Regions from separate parts of the Homo sapiens genome. Here all the other regions are linked to region 3. The links are chromatin contacts, found by Hi-C in ENCODE. All regions are on one chromosome and are shown on one strand. Each heading gives the region's core, a stretch centred on a gene start or an enhancer-like site at or near the end of the contact. The rest is flanking DNA. Distances are from core to core; before and after follow the strand shown. Region 1 overlaps TMEM272 (transmembrane protein 272). Region 2 holds the start of WDFY2 (WD repeat and FYVE domain containing 2). Region 3 holds the start of SETDB2-PHF11 (SETDB2-PHF11 readthrough).

What was found. A loop is a pair of places that touch in the nucleus more often than their neighbours do. Pooled maps may share reads with other maps.
Region 1: a map of CD4-positive, alpha-beta memory T cell shows a loop between it and region 3 (15-fold over the local background). The contact joins the enhancer-like site here to the promoter of SETDB2-PHF11 in region 3. A Hi-C loop is called at or near these places in 2 of 168 maps with a recorded cell type or tissue (CD4-positive, alpha-beta memory T cell and naive thymus-derived CD4-positive, alpha-beta T cell) and 6 of 50 pooled maps.
Region 2: a loop to region 3 is called in a map of CD8-positive, alpha-beta T cell, with 12 times the contacts of the local background. The contact joins the promoter of WDFY2 here to the promoter of SETDB2-PHF11 in region 3. A Hi-C loop is called at or near these places in 3 of 168 maps with a recorded cell type or tissue (B cell and CD8-positive, alpha-beta T cell), 1 of 37 single-sample maps with no recorded cell type and 12 of 50 pooled maps.

Annotation. Positions count from the first base shown.
Region 1 is chr13:51,820,394-51,824,800 of GRCh38, forward strand. TMEM272 (transmembrane protein 272) reads right to left here. Exons shown (of 5, transcript NM_001351003.2): 4 at 1,662-1,744. Among named protein-coding and RNA genes, the nearest start is that of DHRS12, 18 kb to the left of the region's middle. Within about 2 kb of position 2,223, at least 4 of the 41 ENCODE cell types and tissues checked have a DNase peak (open chromatin) inside an H3K27ac peak, as active enhancers do.
Region 2 is chr13:51,583,182-51,587,210 of GRCh38, forward strand. It overlaps WDFY2 (WD repeat and FYVE domain containing 2), which reads left to right and starts at 1,281. Exons shown (of 12, transcript NM_052950.4): 1 at 1,281-1,643. The coding sequence starts at 1,507. It also overlaps the pseudogene RNY1P6. RefSeq lists enhancers at 533-1,053, 712-991 and a silencer at 1,132-1,501.
Region 3 is chr13:49,442,873-49,447,148 of GRCh38, forward strand. It overlaps SETDB2-PHF11 (SETDB2-PHF11 readthrough), which reads left to right and starts at 1,402. Exons shown (of 21, transcript NR_135324.2): 1 at 1,402-1,985. CAB39L (calcium binding protein 39 like) reads right to left here and starts at 1,192. Exons shown (of 11, transcript NM_001079670.3): 1 at 1,114-1,192. SETDB2 (SET domain bifurcated histone lysine methyltransferase 2) reads left to right here and starts at 1,402. Exons shown (of 14, transcript NM_001160308.3): 1 at 1,402-1,985. RefSeq lists enhancers at 570-639, 1,009-1,781, 1,020-1,099, 1,782-2,555 and silencers at 1,108-1,588, 1,260-1,309.

The DNA.
Region 1 (4,407 bases), core at 973-3,472, 2.4 Mb after region 3:
GCTCTAATGGTTATGGACTCACTGTATATTACCTTGCCATCATGAGCACAAAAATTTAATTTGGCTTCAAACGGTTTTAGATTGCCAGGGCAAAAAATCAATGCTGCTTATTAGGGCCTTAGTTTGTTCACTAAAATAAATTACCTTTGGGTCCTGGGCTGGCTTTCAGAAAGGAAAAGTTTGCTGTTTTTAAGAGGAACAGACCCCACGGACAGTAGCATCTCTAAAGGAAAGTTCTGCTGGGCAGCTTGACGATGAGTGAGAACAGGAGAGGCAGAGGTAATTACTGCTGAAAACGCTGCCCTTGTTTTAAGCATCTCTATGGCACTCAAACCGTTAGAGCCTTCCCTTAACACTGTGGGGGCCATGGGGAAAATGTGGCCCCGCTGAGCCAAGAGCCTTTGGGTTTTCTTGGAGCTGAACAGAGTCCCAGGTAGATCCCATGGGGATGTTGTGATGGGGATGATTGTGTGTACTTGTACATTTTAGGACACTGCCCACCAGATTGCTGTTAGGAGATGGGGACATTTAACAGTGAGGTTACCTCAAACACAAAAGCCTCCTAAGGTTTGCCCCAAATCAGACGTCTCCCACGACAGAGTTGAGCTTGTGGCTACCAATTGCATATGAGAACAGCAATTTTCAAGACGTTCCTTTGATGTCTTAGATCAACAGCATGACCAGCGCCACTGGCCAGGATCTCTCCAAGGATCCCCGCACCAGAAGGCAGCTGGCAAAGAAACCCAACACTGGGTCCGAATGAGAGTTCATACTTGGCACTCTTGACTCAGTTTTCTCTTGTGTTACGGCTTTGTTTTTATGAAACCATCTTGGGAAAATGGATGCTTGTGTTTTCTGGCTTTGATATAGAAAGTGGTGAGGTGGGCTTGGAAGACTGGGAAGAGTTGTTGATAGACAGAGGCTGACCTAAGCTTCTCTTGGTAGGTGTAACATTTCTGTGGGCCAGGGATCTTGAAAACAATTGCAGGCTATGCACGCCCCTGATATTTCTTCTTCAGTTGCTTTTTCTGTTTAAACAAATGTCAATACAGCCCAGGAGCAGATTAACTACATAACCTTGAGAGTCACAGAGAAGCACTCCTACCTCAGGCATAAGAATACTTTAATAGTTGATTGATAACTGCAGCCAATTAATCCTATGTTAGTCAATTGAGAACTAGGAAGTATAGTTAAAAGCAGAAATAGGAACTGCTAAATCAAACATATTTTAACCAAATGCAAACCCTGCCTTCAACAGGAAGCTTTTTTTTCCTCAAAAAAAAAAAAAAAAAAAGCAAAAAAAAAAAAAGCAGCAGCAGCAGCAGCGCAGAGAAAGACCATGATTTCACTGGCTGAATTCAATGGTATAACTGGCAGTCAGGGACTCCTCTGCATCAACTCTTGTCAGACCAAAGCCACAGCTTAGCACATTGAACTCAACAGCAGGAAGGAAGCTCTTGCAAATATGCACAGCCCTGGGTAAATGCCCTGCATCTGGAAAAATCTGTGTCTCTGGAGCTAGCCCCATCACTTCAGCAACCACGCTTAGGGGGAAGTTGTTTTGTCTCCCCTGTGAATAGCAGGCAAATAACAGGTGCATTACAGGATGCCTGTGAGTTAATTTCTACAAGGACTACAAACAGCAGATAAAGATACTTTACCTTTAAGGTACCGACGATGCCACCCACTAGCAAATATAAAGGAATGAGGGGCTGTATAGGGCAGTCCTCCAAAAATTTCATTCCTACATAGGGCAAACAGAAGAGGATTGAGAGAAATACATTCGAGAGCACAAAGCCCAGTTTTGAAAATGAGTGGAACACCTTCAAAAGCCAAAATGTTAATCATGCAAACCATATGCTTGTGGGATCTGCTCAGCCTCACCAGTCACCTGATCCTCAGGAAGCTCAGTGGATTGACACCGCAGAAATGGCTCTCACAGCGGAGTGGCGATAAATACTCCCGCAGACAGGGCAGGGACCAGGTGTCGCTGCACCTTTTTTCTGGGTATTAACTGGCTATGGGTTGCACTCTGCCTTTCTGAATAGCCAGTGTATGAGAACTCAAGTTTTCAAGGATTCAGGATTCAAAGGATCCCTTTAAATATACGGTTTTCTTGATATGCTTAAAATAAGGTTCAATTTATGAGTCACATTTCCAAAATGTGACTCTGCGTGAATGAGGTTCTCATCTACTCTGCTTCCAGGGGCCAGGTGGCAGGGAGGAGCCGCTCTTCCTCCCTGTGCAGCAAGCCCTCTGCCGTGTTAGTCACAGTCACCATATGATAACCATTGACCATGCCACTCGCTGGACCCCATGCTGGGAAACACGCGTGTACTCACATATCCTTAGCTACCAGATACAGAGTACTACCAAGCCAGCCTACCCAGTCTACCCTTTCTTAATGGTAGTTTTTCTCCCCAAAGCAATGCTCTGTCTACTTTTCTCAGGTCTTTGTTCCCTAGACCTATTAACCAATGATATGATGTGTCTATTTAACATATAAAGAAGAAATGCCCATTTCCCTCAGGGACCAGTCTGGCTCAAACAACCAAGCTCCAGATGAATTCTAACACACACCTTTGCTATGGGAGACACTGACTGCCCAGCATGTGCCCTTGTTGGGTAGCAAGGCAGTGTGACCAGTTCTGACCAGTGGGCTGTGGGACACCTTGGGGCCAAAGCATTTATTTTTTTTGAGACAGAGTCTTGCTCTGTTGCCCAGGCTGGAGTGCAGTAGCATGATTCAGTCACAACTCACTGCAGCCTCAACCTCCCAGGCTCAAGCGATTCTCCCACCTCAGCCTCCTGAGTATCTGGGATCACAGGGATGTGCCACTATGCACAGCTAATTCTTTTTTTCTTGTAGAGAAGAAGGACTCACTATGTTGCCCAGCTTGTTCTCAAACTCCTGGGCTCAAGTGATCCTCCTGCCTGGGCCTCCCAAAGCGTGGGATTACAGGCCTGAGCCACTGTGCCCAGCCCAGGCCAAAGCATTTAAAAACTGATACATGATTCGTTGTTTGCTTCCTCTGCTTTGACCACCTGGAAACCATGGGTGGAGATGGATTGTTCTCAAGATTGAAGCAGACTGGACTATTATGTCATCACATTGCCTGAGAAGTCCCCATGCCCCCTGAGCCATGATGGAATTTGCGTAAGCAAGAAATAAACTCTTACAGTGTTAAGCCACTGGGATTCCAGGGTTAATTTGTGGCTGTAGCACAGTTAAGTTACCCTGACTAACACATCTGTCAACAGAGTCCAAGAAAGGGAATTCTTACTGTAGAACCAAAGCCTCCTGTTTAAATGACATTTAGACTTTTAGCTTTGATTTGGAATTTTATTCCCTATAAATGCCTTGATACTTAAGCAGAGGGAGTAAACTGTTTTTCTATGACTACACCATATTCCATTGAAATGAACAAAATTTTCTAGGTATACAGAGAGCCATAAATTCAGGGCCCAAAACAGAGTTTAGTCAAATATACACGTTGATCCAATCATCAACCTATGGAGGCTTGTCTTTTAGTTATCTCTGATGTTTAGGTGAATTTGTTATTAAATGGAAATACTTTCCAAGTCTCAACACAGCCTTTTCACACAAAGACCTTTAAGTACTTGGTGCCAAATTTGTTGGACATGGACTGCCTTTCAATTCAAAAGCCAGCTGTGAAATGAACATTGAGTAATGGCTTAGATATCTGCTCATTCCCAATGAATAAAAACAGCTGCTGTTCACAGGAGAGTCAATCAGTGCACAGATGGCTTAAAACGATCCTAATAAATTTAATAAAAGCCATCTTTCCCCCTGTGTTCTCATGTACTTCTTAGGACCTACCTTAACTCTAGATTTTCTTTCTTGTCTGATCTGCAGTATCACGATTATTCTTTTTGGTTTTAGATCTCTCCCTAGTTCAGTTGATAACAACTACCAAATGTAGTGATTTTTAAAATATTTGTTATTGTGATAAAATATCTCAACAAAAATTGCCATTTTAACCATATTTAAGTGTACAATTCATCGGCATAATTACATGCATCATCTTGTGCAACCATCACCACTATCTATTTCCAAAATGTTTTCATCACCCCAAACACAAACTCTATAACCAATATTGCTCTAGAAGCAATAACACCTCCAAAACCCTCTTTCCGCAGTGGATGTGGTGATTTTAATATAATATCCATGGGAATTGGCTTGTGGGGTCTTGTCTCTTTTATGCAGCCTTATTGGTGGATGAATTGTTGCAGTTAAGTTCATTTGAAAGATAACTGGCTGGGCGCGGTGGCTCATGCCTGTCATCCCAGCGCTTTGGGAGGCCGAGGCGGGCAGATCACTTGAGGTCAGGAGTTCAAGACCAGCCTGGCCAACGTGGTGAAACCCTGTCTCTACTAAAAATATAT
Region 2 (4,029 bases), core at 31-2,530, 2.1 Mb after region 3:
TTTTCTTCCTTGTTACGCCAGAGTCAGACTGGAAAGTAAGTCATGACCTACATGGTCAAAACCCATCTGATGAGAATTTATGGTTTTTGTAGGCCATGACTCCCCAGACCCCTTAGATAGGAATTTGGGCAAGATAAAAAAGCAGAGCTTAGTCTTCACGATCAACCCCACATGCCAGGCCTTCTGGTAGGCACCTAACATTCAGTCAGTAACTACAGTAACTCTGTCCGTTGTGTCTGGAGCAAGCTAAAAAGGCTGGATTGCTGGGGAAATGGAAAGAAGCCAGCACTAGGGGCCTGGGTTCAAGTCTGGAGGGAAGGAGGGGTTGTTTAGCCCTAACTTTGCACTAAAGTAACCTTGGCTGTGTAATTTAGCCATCTAAGAAAACGAGGGGATAGACACCCCATATGTTCTCTGAGCTCCCTTGAAGATGTCTGTATGAAAGATTCTCTCCTTTTCATGTCCCTTCCGTGCCACTATTCCGAGCATCAGTCTGACCCTAGGAGTGGTGACGTCCTACTCAGCTGGGGGCTGCCCCTCAGTTCCCATAGAGGCAAGTCTGGGTCCTGACTTGGCCAATGGCCCTGGAGGCCGCTGAGCTCCTCAGGCCCATAGCGCAGAAAGTGGGCGATAGGTCATTCCAGGACAAGGGGGCGGAGGCTCCAAGAAACTACGACTCCCAGGAGGCCACTGGGTTCCCTCCGGCAGCCTGGGCCTGGTGCATGTTGGGAGCAGTAAGCGGCCTCCCGCCGCGCTTCATTGTTAAGACCGCTAGGCCAGGTAGCCCGCGCGCATGCCAAGTCACGTCCCAACGAGTTGGGCGGCTTTCCTTCCTGCAGGCCTCTTCTCTTTCCGGTCTTGCTGAGGCGCTCCTTTCCCCGCCCCACCTCCGCCCTCTTTTCAGGGAATTTCGAAGGGGCGTGGCGTCTGGCAAGCGCGTCCCCAGGGGTGTGTATACGCGCGTTCACGGGAGGTTAAAGAGGGAGGAGCCTAACCCTTGGGTGTGTAAGGCAGAGAGAAGACCGCGAGGAACGGAAAGCGCATGCGTCCTAGTGGTGCTGCAGCGCCCGGGGAGTCGCGGAGGGGAGGGGTGAAAATGGGCTTGCGGGACTGACGCACGCGCATTGGGATACCAGATCCCCGCCTCCTGCTCCAGGTTTCCCCTCCTCCTTCACCACCCTCCCGGAAGTGGAGCCGCCCTCGCGCCCACCAGCGGCTACCCCCTGCGGCAGGCCCCGCCCACACAGGCTCCGCCCCCCGGCGCTCCGCCCCCTCCTCTTGTAGTGGCGCCGGCTTGCATCCCAGGTCGTGGCGGTTTTGGTGCCTGAAGCAGGGAGCGCGGAGTCGTTCCCGAGAGAGGCGGCCAGGCTATGCTCGCCGGTTTCCGGCGTTCCGCTCCGGCCAGCCAGAGTCTCTGTCTCAACCTGTGTCCGTGCTCCAGCAGTCTCCTCAGCCCGGCCCCGCGGCGCGGTTGGCGGCGGCGCCCCAGGCGCGCCCCCTCCTCCGATGGCGGCGGAGATCCAGCCCAAGCCTCTGACCCGCAAGCCGATCCTGCTGCAGCGGATGGAGGGGTCCCAGGAGGTGGTGAATATGGCCGTGATCGTGCCCAAAGAGGAGGGCGTCATCAGCGTCTCCGAGGACAGGTATGGACTACTGCCATTCGGCCGCGAGGAGGGGCGGGACGGGCCGACGGCCCTCGAGCCCGCGTCAGGGGCTGTGCCTTCACGTCGGCGCGAGTGTAGACTTGCTCCCCCAAGTTTTATTGTAATGCGCATCCTGGTGGTGCCGGTGTTCAGCTGCGCGCCGCCTCCGCTGTGTGGCTCCGGGAAGCGGAGCCGGGACGGCGGCGAGCGCTCCGGCTTCACCCCGGGCTGGGTAGTGCCTGCGGGAGCCGGGTGGCCCTCGGGCTAACGGTGCGCTGGAGGGACTTTGGTCCATCCCTGAGGACAGGAGGGAAAGAGGGGAGGAGCCGCCCGGCTTTGCAGGTGTGTGCTTGGGGAACGATGCCCTGAGCCGCCTCTGCAAGATAACCAAGGGGTTTGGGGTACTCTCGTACAGCTCCCAGGGTTTCAAACGGAGAAAGCAAATGCCACTCCTTCTTCCCAGACATTCCTACTGAATCCAGATAACCCAGACATCTTAGGCTGAATTCAGTGAATATTCTAAGTTGTACCAAGAGTAAGTTTAGGCTTCTGCGTGGTGCCTTCTTTCCTTTCCCCTCCTTATCTCTTGGAGCTCGAGGAGAAGCGCGTAGAACTTGTAACGGATCACTGCTGCAAATAGCTCTTGAGTTCCTTCCCTTTGCCTGTTTCCTTTATTTTTGCTTAATTTTGCTTAATATGCAGAAGTGGAACTAGTTGTTCTGCCTTCAAATACTCTCTCTGTTTTGCGTTTTCGCTTTAACTGAATTTCCTTGAATATGCAGGAATAAAGCTGATGAAGCTAATTTCTAGAGTAATGTTGCTTGAAGATAGTATTATGATAATTTATCTGAAATTGTTTCTTTGGTAAAATCTATATAAGCATTCTTACAAAAGAACACTGTAGAGGTACATAACACGGGGATTTTACAGTAAGTAGGTTTTCTTAATATAAGTTCAAATCATGCAGAGGTAAAGTATCCTTTCTTGGTGACTCAAAATTGAGAGGCTGAGCAACAAAGTGCTCATTGCTGTCTTTATAGTCATTTCCGCACTTAGCATAGTGTGTGGCCTCAACAATTGAGCTCGATAGGTTTGTTCATGTCTTAGGTTCTTCAGTATAACTAGGATGAGTATATTAATGACATGTTCTTGTCTACATCATGCTCAATACAAATGGCGCCTGATTAATTTCCTGTGCAGATCCAATGGAAAACATTGTAAACATACACCAGTGGCAAGCATTCTGCAATGAACAGAAGAAATTCATGGCTGAAATGGAGTACATGGATGTAGGACCCTTTTGAAATTCACAGAGAAGCCTTATGAGAAAGTTTGATTTTTTCCATAAAGGCAAAATTTTATTAAAAAGACTGCTTCTGGACCTAGAAATTCTTTGGCACAGTATTGTTTTTATGGGATATATTCCATAAAATATATTGAAGGAATATATTGGTAGATGTCACTTTCCCAGTCTGTAACTACTGGAGATGGAACTGATCAATTTCTAACTGCTGTGGAAAATTCATAAGCAAATTCATGGAATCAAGAAAAGGAGAAGGGTAGTTAAACCTAAGCTGCTTTAATATTTTATTTATTTTTTTAAGACTAGTTAAGTACGGTAGTGAGAAGGGGAAGAGAGTAGAACAAGGAGTTCAATCTGTAACTGACTGTGAACAATTGAGATAATAAAACTACCTTCAGACCATCCTAAGCTCCTTTAATATTAAGGTGTTATTATAGTATTGAAACTTCTGATTCCCATTTCACCACATTTACCTTGAAGGAAACAGCTTTACTGGGGTATATTTTCAAGTGTTTGGAGACGCTGAAGTAGTGTATATTAATGAAACTGAAGAATAAATTTCATTTGATTATAGGATGAAAGAAATGCAATGTTCAGCTATGTCTTAGCCTAATTTTCACTTTCCTAGTGTACAATGTAAATAATAGAAATTATTTTGTCATGGAGTTACTGTTAAATAAGGTTCACCCATAAGTCTGGAATTATTATTAATATACTTTTTTTCAAGTTGACAAGTCTGTGCTTCTTTGGGTCATATACTCAAACATGAACATAACTTTGTTATTTAGAGCTCAGTTTTGGTTATGGTTTTCATTAAAATAATTGATCTATATTCTTGCTTTCCAAAATTCAATGTTAATGTCACTTGGTACAATGCTAAATATATGAAAATGTAATATTGATTTTCATCACAACCTACAAAGCCATTACCATTCACTGCTTTAGCTAGAAACTAGTAATCTTCATTCCTGAACTCTGAGGTTAAAGCCGCAAGTAATGTTCCATACCTGAATGGCAGTGTTCCATAAATTCTTAATGAAACCCTGGTTTATCTTTTTGACCTTTGACTTCTTCATTGCCTTT
Region 3 (4,276 bases), core at 152-2,651:
CTTTATCATGTATTGTTGATTAGGTTGTTCATCAGTTAATCTTGAATAACTGAAATCTAAGCTGAAGGCAATAATACATCGGCTTTCTTTTCATGCAAGTCAAACTGCTAAAATCTACCACAAAATATTAGCCTTTCATCAGCTTGGTCTTCAGATCCAATACATTTTCCCCTCAAATGAAAGACAATGCAATGCCATCCACAACAATGCTAAAAAAAAAAAAAAAAAAGGAGGAGGGAAACAAGGTTAAGTCCTGTCTTCTTCCTCCTACCCCAAAAAGAGCTCAGAAATTAAGGTGCTTTCCCTAACAAAGCCTCCTCCTGCTCCATGAAGTGACCAAGCATGTCATGGCAGACCCAGAGATTTATAATCTTCAACATATCGTTATCGGGGAAATCAAGATTTGACAAAATTCTTCCTTCACGCCCCGTTTCTGCAAGACCACCACTTTCTAGCTTAAAATAAAGAAAAAAAAAAGACAGCTGCAGGAATGCTTGGCTGCCCGCTAATGTACAATTTTGCCCAAACGCAGAACTTGACGCCCACTATTACCAAAGGATGGCCTTAGTAAAGTAACCCCCGCGAAGAGCAAACTGTTTAGCAGCCGCTCCCTCGAAAAGGACGGAAGAGGAGGTCTCTTCTGAACCTGAGGATAGTAGAGAGGCACTCCCCTTCCACTACTAGCTTTGCTCCTTTCTCAATCAGGCAGTTCATCAGCTAGCCTCCTTTGTCAAAGGGGGTTGATGGTCAGAATCTTTGCGAGACAAAAATTACTAAAAGAGCTCCCAGGAACCAATGTTAAGGCATCAAAGGCCCCGCCCAGCCCCCACAATGATCAACAAACCAAAACCTGGGATCCCTACTATTACCACCACCACAACCATCACCACCACCACCACCACCATTCCTCGCTCTCTCTAGCCAGGGATGAGACTCAGGCCCAGGAAACCCATCCTTTCCGCAAGTAGGAAGGCGCTGGGTCTCCTCCCTTAGGCCTCTCCTTTACCCCATTGTTCTCTCCGGACCCCTCCACTACGGCCAGGCGCTATGTATGTTTTCAACCCCCAAGAAGCCCAGTCCCAGCCACACACAAGATGGCAGCCTCACACCTACCGGAGGAAACAGCTGCGCCACCACTCCAGTGATGCCGGCCTCTCGACTACGAGTAACTCCATTGGCTCAGCTACAGTGCGCGAGACAAGCCGAGAGCGCTAGCAGTCAATCGGGAGGCGGCGCGCTCGGGCGCCACTGCGGTGCCAGCGGTAAGTGCGCCGAGTCTCTGAGGCGTGAACCAGTGGGGAGTGCGACCAATCAATGGGCTCCTGGCTGGGTGGTGGGACGGCCGGCGTCCGACTCCTCCCATGTAGTGATCGGTTTAGGTAGGTCGGCCTGGTCCCCGGCGGAGGTTACGCCTTCCCTCATCCCCGGTAGAGGCAGGGCGGGACTGTTGTGGTTGAGATGAAGGCTAGTAAATGGTGAAGTACTTCCCGGCCAGAGGGCACCTGCGCTCGGGAGGTTTGGGCGGCTTGGCGTCGGAGGAGAGCCCCACCCGCGGAGGAACCCAGCCTTGCCAACGGAGCTGGCGGAGCTCACTCCTCAGGTCAGGCGGGCGGCGTAGAAAACGCAGCGGAGCCAGGTGAAACCAAGGCACCGCCGTGGCTGGCCCCCGACAGTTCCTCTAGCCGGGAGGTTGGAGGAGCTGAAAACGCCGCGGAGCCCTCGGCCGCCCGAGCAGGGGCTGGACCCCAGCCCTTGCAGCCTCCCTTCTCCTGGCACCCAAGTGCAGTCCTGGCTGCAGAAGGGGCCGCGGGCGCACTGAGTTTCCAACCTCCATTTCAGCCTGTCTGTCTCAGGGTGCAGCCTTAATGAGAGGTGATTCCTAAGCTGCTGGGAACCTGAGGTTGTCAAAGGGGCGGCAGGAAATGGACAGCAGTATAAAACCCAGAAGCAGAACTTGAAGGTTAAACCACTAGCCCATTTCACAGGTAAGATTACACGAGCCCTTAAATACAGCAAGTTCAGTCATTCATCCAAGATCATGGAGTTCAGATTAGATAGTAACACTTCTGACTCGCTATCAGCCACAGCCCAATAAGTAATTAAGTAAGGAAAGATATGTAATTAACTGTGCTCTTTGGCATGTGGAAACCTGCAGTGAGCTCTGTAAATACTAACACATGAGGCCAAGGAGAGGAGTAAATTTGAAGAGGTCAAATGGAGTAACCAAAGCATAGGCTCTGAAACCATGCTGCCTGGTTCCTTATTTCGTGTCTGCCACTTACGGTATGGCATTCCTTAGCTTCCTCATCAGCAAACGAGCTGCTAATTTAACCCACATGACTGTTAGGGGGATTAAATAAGAACACGTGAAGTAGTTAGAAGCGTGACTAACCCGTGGTTCTTAAGCGTGACTTAACCCGTGGTTCTGTCGTTACAATTAAAACGTAAGGAGCCGAGAGGAAATGGTAAACGTGTTTTTAAAGCCTGTTTTAGAAACGAAAAGGAACCATACATTGAAGCAAAGCAGACTGGCTTAATTATTTTTCTACCAAAATGAAAAAGTGAGAAGGGGAAAAAAGTTTTTTAAGCCCATTTACTCTCTGAAATATTAACACCAGTTGTCTCTGGATGATGGGATGGTGTTTAAATTTTCTCCTTTATGCTTTATTGTATTTTGCAGATTTTCTCCAGGAAACATGTTTTACTTGTGCACGTTCAGTTTTCAAATTTTCAGGTGTGAACGCTGGTGAGAGCTGCTTAAAAACAAAGCTATGGGCCGGGCGCGGTGGCTCACACCTGTAATCCCCACACTTTGGGAGGCTGAGGCGGGCGGATCACCTGAGGTCAGGAGTTCAAGACCAGCCTGGCCAACGTGGTGAAACCCCGTCTCCACTAAAAACACAAAAATTAGCCGGGCGTGTGGTGGCGGGCCCCTGTAATCCCAGCTTCTCGGGAGGCTGAGGCAGGAGAATCGCTTGAACCCGGGAGGCAGAGGCTGCAGTGAGCCGAGATCACGCCACTGCACCCTTCTCACTGCACTGGTGACAGAGCGAGACTCCGTCTCAAAAAAAAAAAAAAAATCTATGGCCGTGCGCGGTGGGTGGCTCACATCTATAATCCCAGCACTTTGGCAGATCACTTGAGCCCAGAGTTCAAGACCAACCTGGGCAACATAGACCTCATGTCTAAAAAAAAATAAAACTATTACTGAGTGTGCTTAGGTGGAAGTATAAATTGGTAGAACCTTTCTGGAAGAGAGTTTGACAATATGCTATAAAAAGCTTTAAAATGAATTCCTTTTTGAACATTTATATATACTTAATTTTTAAAAATTAAGTACACTTTTACATTCTTTTACAGAATTGGTACCTTGTAGATAAAGAGCACAATCCAGATTTTGACCTTGAGTTTTTTCTTGCGTGTCAAGGTTATACTTATAAAAACAGTTGAATAGCTTCCCGTATTTTTCCTTCTTGAAAGTTCGTATATGATAAAAATTCTCCGTTCTTTGAAAGTTTTGTACAAGGAATGTTCCCTCACTCCTCTCCCTCCCTACTCCCGCTGGAGACTTTGGTACAGAGCTTTCAAGTGTTTTTTAATACTTACACCTTTTAATACTGTTACATATTCTATATAGGTGAATATATACATTTGTAATTTTTTAGTGGAAAAATACTATACTACATCATTCTGTAGCTTTATTTCTTGACATTGTTTTTGCAGCCTGTACATGTTATTTATAGCTCATTATGTTATTTATGGATCATTTCTTTTACCTGCTGCATAGTGTTCCAGTGTATGACTGAATTGATCTGTTAATATAAAACATTTCTTTGTCTCTTTTATTGGTCTTGTTGTTAAATCCTATTTTGTTTGATGTGTGCTGTATAGCACATTTTATTGCCATTCTCTGAGAACATTAGGTTTCCAGTTTTTCACCATACAACAATGCTGCAAGGAAAATCTTTGTGTTTTCTTGTGCACATGTGCTATTTCTCTAGGATATATACCTAAAAGTGGAATTGCTTGGTTTTAAGTTGTGAGCATTTTTAGTTTTAATAGGTCATGCTAAATTTGCCTCCAAAAATACCTCTACTAATTTACATGTTCCACAGGTAGTTTATGAGAGTTAAGTTTCTCTACAGTTTAGACTAACATGAGATATTATCTTCTTCATTTTTGCCTAGTGATGGCTGCAAATTATATTTTTAATTTTAATTTTCATTCTGTGATCTAAGATTGAAGTGTCTATTATGTTTGTTAACCTATAATTTAT